2 separate regions of the Homo sapiens genome follow, and region 2 is linked to region 1. A link is a contact called in ENCODE Hi-C or POLR2A ChIA-PET data. All regions are on one chromosome and are shown on one strand. Each heading gives the region's core, a stretch centred on a gene start or an enhancer-like site at or near the end of the contact. The rest is flanking DNA. Distances are from core to core; before and after follow the strand shown.

Region 1 (2,955 bases), core at 174-2,673:
CTTGCCAACTATGCCACAAATGGTCCCTCCAGTAGAAAGCCCCTCAAGGGCCAGAAGGGGCAGGGGACTTTCATTCTCATTTTTTACACCTTTTAAAAAAGTATTTTCTTTTTTTTTTTTTTTTTTTTTGAGACAGAGTCTCGCCTTGTCGCCCGGGTTGGAGTGCAGTGGCACAATCTCGGCTCACTACAACCTCTGCCTCCCAGGTTCAAGCGATTCTTCTGCCTCAGCCTCCCAAGTAGCTGGGATTACAGGCACACGCCACCATGCCCAGCTAATTTTTGTATTTTTAGTAGAAACAGGGTTTCACTATGTTGGCCAGGCTGGTCTCAAACTCTTGACCTCATGTGGCCCACCCACCCTGGCCTCCCAGAGTGCTAGGATTACAGACGTGAGCCACTGCTCCCGGCCTGAAAAAGTATTTTCTAATTTTATTAGTATTTTAAAACTTGGTACTGTGAAACATAGCACCTATTTTGTTCCTCATTTCACTTTGGAAAACCCCCAGGTTGAGTTAGTGGGAGTTGAGCCCAGTCACTGTTGACCGGCTGCATGGGCCTGGGCAGTGCTGAGACTTGGCAAGAGAGCCCAGGGCCCCCTGAGGACCAGTGGGGCACAGAGAGTGGCTACGGGTGTAGCATGGGATGGAGGAGAGGGAGAAGCTGCTGCCCGGTCCATCTCTGATTCGTGGAGCTGATTTTCCAAACACTCTAAGGCCTCGGTTCACATTCTGTTTCCCACAGAGGAGGCTCTGCGTCTCTGAACTGTTGTCAGGCCCCACCAGGCTCTTCACTGTTTGGAGCCAGATCTACGGAGCCAAACTGCCTTGACCTGCTTTCTGAGGAGGGGACAGGCAGCAAGTGCCGGACCTAGCCAGATTCAGCCCGCAGAAGGTGTTCCAGACTCCAAGCAGCCTGCTGGCCTAGCTCCAGGCCCAGGTGGCTGCAGACTCCACAATGGGTGACTCAGGTAAGCTGTGCTGGACAAACAAGCCAGTGTTCTCAGCCCAGCAGGGTGATGCCTGTCATAAGCTTTCCTGTCGTCATTGTACCGCCATTTCCTGAGGGTGGCCTTGCCAGGCCCGGAGCCAGGGTCCATGGAGACTGGTAGGAATGTGGTTATCTTGGTTTATGTCTTGTTGCCAAGGTGCTTCCCAATGCTTCTAAAGCTGGGCTTGGCGCTGATCCACCAGCACCTGTGCTGTCTGATGGTGGCATGGAGGCCGCTGGGCTGAAAGAGGCCTACTGAGACCACAGACAGTCTGGTGAGGAGATACTGGTATGTGTCTTTCTCATGATCCTAACACCTATAGTTTTGGTGCTCCCTTCCTTCAGGAGTCCCAAAAGACCAGGCAAGCTGGAGACACTTGGCCAGAGAGGCAACTGGGCTTAAACAGCCAGCTTAAACAAACAGCTACTATTTCCTGAGCACTTCTCATGTGCCAGGCACTGCTCTAAGCACTTCACATATGCCAATGAATTCTCAAAACATTCCTGTGACACAGCTACTAGTATTATCCCTAATTTACAGATGAGGAAGCTGAGGCTGAGTCATAGGTTCAGAAACACACAGCTGGTGACCAGTGAATCCAGGATCTGTACCCAGGCTATGGAACCTAGAGCCTGCTAGATCCACCTGCCAAGCTACCTGACCTAGAGCTGGTGTTTTTTTTTTTGTCCCCCTTTATTTTTCTTTTTTATAAACAAGGTGTCTTGCTCTGCCACCCAGACTGGAGTTCAGTGGTGCAATTATAGCTCACTGCAGTCTCGAACTCCTGGGCTCAAGCGATCCTCCCACTTCAGCCTCCCTAGTATAATGGGACTATAGGCACGTGCCACCACTTCTGGCTAGTGAGCTGGTGCTCCTAACTCTCACAGGGTACTGCCTCTCTTCTGCTCTGTCATGATGACTGTAGTGCAAGAAGGGGACTCAGCAAGAAGCCTCAGGATTCTAGGCGTGGCTCAGCCACAACCTGCTGTGTGATCTTGGCCTTCACTCCCCACTCTGGCCTTCAGACTCCTCAGGGATTAGACCAAGTAGTCTACAACTCTGCTTCCAGTTCTGTGGCTCTGACTCACGTGGAAACAGCAGTGGGGAAAGGCCCTATCCCTTAGCCCCACCGGAAGTGTCTACTGCTGATTACCAAGAACAGCCTCACGGGCTTTTGAGAAGGGCAGGGAGGATCAACTCCTGACCTGGTGACACTGATGGAGCAAAGCTGCTTCCCCACTCCACACCTCAGTTTCCCCACTCCTTCCAGTGGAGATAATGACCTCTGTGTGCTCAGTGCTACTGTGAGTCAGGGTTAATTAGCATTAGTCATAGACTTGGGAATCCTCACAAGAAAAGGGTCATCTGGTGGGTCTGGGCTGTGCCCTGGCTGTGATGAGACACCACTCATGCCCCTGTGAGTGTGTCATCATGCTTCATTAGTGGCTTGCCTAACTTTGCAGGTCGGCCCTGGGGTGGCCCAGCCCTGAGTGCGGGTGCTGAGATCAGCCAAAGGATGACACCTGGGGAGGGCTGCATGTGTCCCAGGGTGGCTGCCAATGGCTCACAGTCCCCTGGATTTCCCTTTCGGTTGACTTCCCATTCAATCGGGTTCTTATCATTGCTACTCGAGCCACTATTCCTGGATGCAAGGCCCCAACTCTGACCTTAAATTTAGAGGTTTTTTTTTCCTTCTCTGTCTCCTCAATAAATACCCATTCTCATTTCTGTCTCTCTGCTGACTGTTTCAATGCTTTCAGTTTCTTTCTGTTTCCATCACCGCACTTGGTAGAGCTTAAGTGGGGTTAGGGGAAAGACCCTGTAACAAAATAAGGACAAAGTAAGAATGATGATGTCTTGTGTTGGCAAGTCCAGCTAGGTAAGCCAGAAGTGGAACATGGGGGACATCTAGTGGCCGTAGTGGGTACTGCTAGCATTCTTGCCTGGCACCGAGGTCACATTCTT
Region 2 (2,955 bases), core at 136-2,635, 480 kb before region 1:
AGAATTAACAACAAGAGAATCTCACGGAGCATGATGTCTTCTGTGATGTCTTCTTCTCCTGCCCTGGCAGAGTCATGGAGCCTTGGAGATTACCCTCCAGCCCTCAGAGCAGTGTGCAGCCAAAGTTGGTCCCTGGAAGCTCGCACACAGGCCCAACCCAGACCCCGGGTCCTGCCTCTATGGCTGCAGGCAGGTCTATCCACCCTGCTGCAAAGTGGCCTTTCATAACCCTGGGGGCAGTTCTTTGTGAAGAGGGATGCCTCAGACACCCAATCCCTTCAGACGCTTTTTACTTGACATGACCCCCTCTTAGGTCGCCCTCTTTTGGATGCAGCCAGTTTGTCATTGTGCCTCTAGCTAAGATGGGACCTCCACAGTTGGTTATGTGATTTCATAGTGCAGTGAGGTTCTGGGCTCCTGAAATCTGGCTGGTAGACCATCCCTCCCTGCCAAGCATGAGGCTTTTAGAATAGATTCATTTTTCCTTTAAAATAGATCAAAGTGGCCAGGCATGGTGGCTCATGCCTGTAATTCCAGCATTTCGCGAGGATGAGGCAGGAGGATCACTTGAGGCCAGGAGTGCAAGACCAGCCTGGCCAACAGAGAGAGACCCTGTCTCTACAAACAAATTAAAAAATTAGCCAGATGTGGTGGGTCATGCCCCTAGTCCCAGCTACTTGAGAGGCTGAGGCGGGAGAATTGCTTGAGCCCAGGAGTTCGAGGCTCCAGTGAGCTGAGATTGCACCACTGCACCCCAGCCTAGGTGACAGAGTGAGACCTTGTATCTCAAAAAAAAAAAAAAAAAAAAAAAGCCAACGTGGTGGCTCAGGCCTGTAATCCCAGCACTTTGGGAGCCTGAGGCAGGCGGATCAACTGAGGTCAGGAGTTCGAGGTCAGACCAACATGGCAAAACCCCGTCTCTACTAAAATCACAAAAAATTAGCTGGGTGTGGTGGTGGGCACCTGTAATCTCAGCTACTTGGCAGGCTGAGGCAGGAGAATAACTTGAATCCAAGAGGTGGAGGTTGCAGTGAGCCGAGATCATGCCACTGCCCTTCAGCCTGGGTAACAGAGTGAGATTCTGTCTCAAAAAAAAAAAAAAAAACATAAAAAATTTAAAAAATAGATCAAGGTTCAGTGCAGCCACTGTGGAAAACAGTTTGGGATATTCCTCAAAAAGTTAAACATAGAACATGACCCAGCAATTCCCCTTCTAGGGGTATACTTAAGAGAAATGAAAGCAGGGAGCCAAACAGATACTTGTCCGCAATTTCCATTGCAACATTATTCACAATGACCAAAAGGTGGAATCAAACCAAGCGTCCATGAGCAGACAAATGGATAAACAGATGTGATGCGTTCACTCAATATTCAGCCCTAAAGAGGAAGGAAATCCTGACACATGCTACAACAGTGATGAACCTTGAAAACATTCTGCTGAGTGAAATAAGCCAGACCCAAAAGGACAAATATTCTATGACTCACCTAGATGAGTAATTTAGAATAGGTGAGTTCATTGACACAATGTAGAATAGTGCTGGTGGTGGTGGTGGTGGTGGTGGTGGTGGTGGTGGTGGTGGTGTGTGGGAGGGGGGTGTTGCTGAGGAGGGGCTGGAATGGAAACTCATTATTGTTTGTTTTTGTTTTTGTTTTTTTTTGAGACAGAGTCTCGCTCTGTCACCCAGGCTGGAATGCAGTGGCACAATCGTGCCTCACTGAAACCTCCACCTCCCAAGGCTCAAGTAATCCTCAGGCCTCAGCCTCCCAAGTAGCTGGGACTGGGACTGCAGGGTGTGTCACCACACCTGGCTGGGAAGTTATTGTTTAGAGCATTTGTTTGGGATGATGAAAAGGTTCTAAATGCATGTCAGTGATTGTTACACAACATTGTGAAGGGTCTTAATGCTGCTAATTTATACACTTAAGCATGGTTAAAATGGTAAATTTTATGTATATTTTACAACAATACAAAATACAAAATAAAATCAAGGCTTCTCCCTTTTTGTTCCAGGTCTCTGAGAGAGGTGGCGGCGGAGGGACAGCAGATGCAGGGCAGAGGCCCCCATGCCCCGAGGCTTTCTCTCTGCGTGGGGGCAGGGTGGGGTGGGTGGCAGATAGAAGGGAGAGGCTTTCTCAGAAGGACCGGCCACCACCCCAGTCCTTTGCTCGAAGCCTTCTCTCCCCTCGCGGCGCAGAGAAGCCAATCCTCCCTCTGCCCCTGCACACCTTGCCCCCCAGTCTCAAGGCCACACCTGGGCTACTAGTCACCTGGCCCACCCCACTCCTTTACCCTCTGAGGCCTCGAACCCACCTCCCACAGAAAACAGTCCACACCTGCCTGCTCGCCCTTCACCGCTCCTGACACACCCAGCTGGAATCTACATTTCCTTATTCGCACCTTGGATCTGTCATGCGGTGAACAGCCGTCTGCAGTTATTTCAATTTTGTGTGTTCTCTCCCTGACTAGGATATAGAAGGTAGGATATAGACTAGGAGGTAGAGAAGCTGTGATGAGACGTCAGGCTGGAGGCAGAGCCTCAGAGTGCAGACTCGGGGAGGCCATGCAAACTGCGGCTGCGAGCTCAGGGGCTCACTCATGTGTCCCCAGTCACTGTCATGCGGACTGTCATCGTATTTGCCAAAAACGCTTCACAAGGGGAGCTATAAACAGCAGTGTCCACCCAATAGGGCCCACGCCTTGACCTTGGAGTTGAATCGTCAGCACCACTTGACCGCTTCTCTCTGTGTCCTTCACCCTTGACCTCTTTGACAGTGTGGTGCCGGGTGTGTGCAGCCTGAGGGAATCTGTTCCGGGACGTGGTTGAGCTCCATCTGCCCTGCTAAATTCAGCCTCCAAGAGCCCATATGGCAACGCCGCAGCTTGAGGCCGCCGTACAGCCAGGCTGTGTGTGCGTGTGTGCACACTCTGTGTGTGTGTCCATGTGCGTGCATCCG

What was found. A loop is a pair of places that touch in the nucleus more often than their neighbours do. ChIA-PET counts read pairs that join two places held with the same protein, here RNA polymerase II (POLR2A). Pooled maps may share reads with other maps.
Region 2: a loop to region 1 is called in a pooled map, with 8 times the contacts of the local background. The contact joins two enhancer-like sites. A Hi-C loop is called at or near these places in 4 of 50 pooled maps. POLR2A ChIA-PET finds 5 or more read pairs at or near these places in 4 of 52 experiments (BJ, H1, OCI-LY7 and 1 more).

The regions. Positions count from the first base shown.
Region 1 is chr7:130,008,133-130,011,087 of GRCh38, forward strand. It overlaps UBE2H-DT (UBE2H divergent transcript), which reads left to right. Exons shown (of 4, transcript XR_007060520.1): 3 at 744-969. Among named protein-coding and RNA genes, the nearest start is that of ZC3HC1, 42 kb to the right of the region's middle. RefSeq lists enhancers at 472-551, 652-721, 809-1,308, 1,105-2,304. Within about 2 kb of position 1,424, at least 22 of the 41 ENCODE cell types and tissues checked have a DNase peak (open chromatin) inside an H3K27ac peak, as active enhancers do.
Region 2 is chr7:129,529,551-129,532,505 of GRCh38, forward strand. No RefSeq gene overlaps it. Among named protein-coding and RNA genes, the nearest start is that of SMKR1, 28 kb to the left of the region's middle. Within about 2 kb of position 1,386, at least 3 of the 41 ENCODE cell types and tissues checked have a DNase peak (open chromatin) inside an H3K27ac peak, as active enhancers do.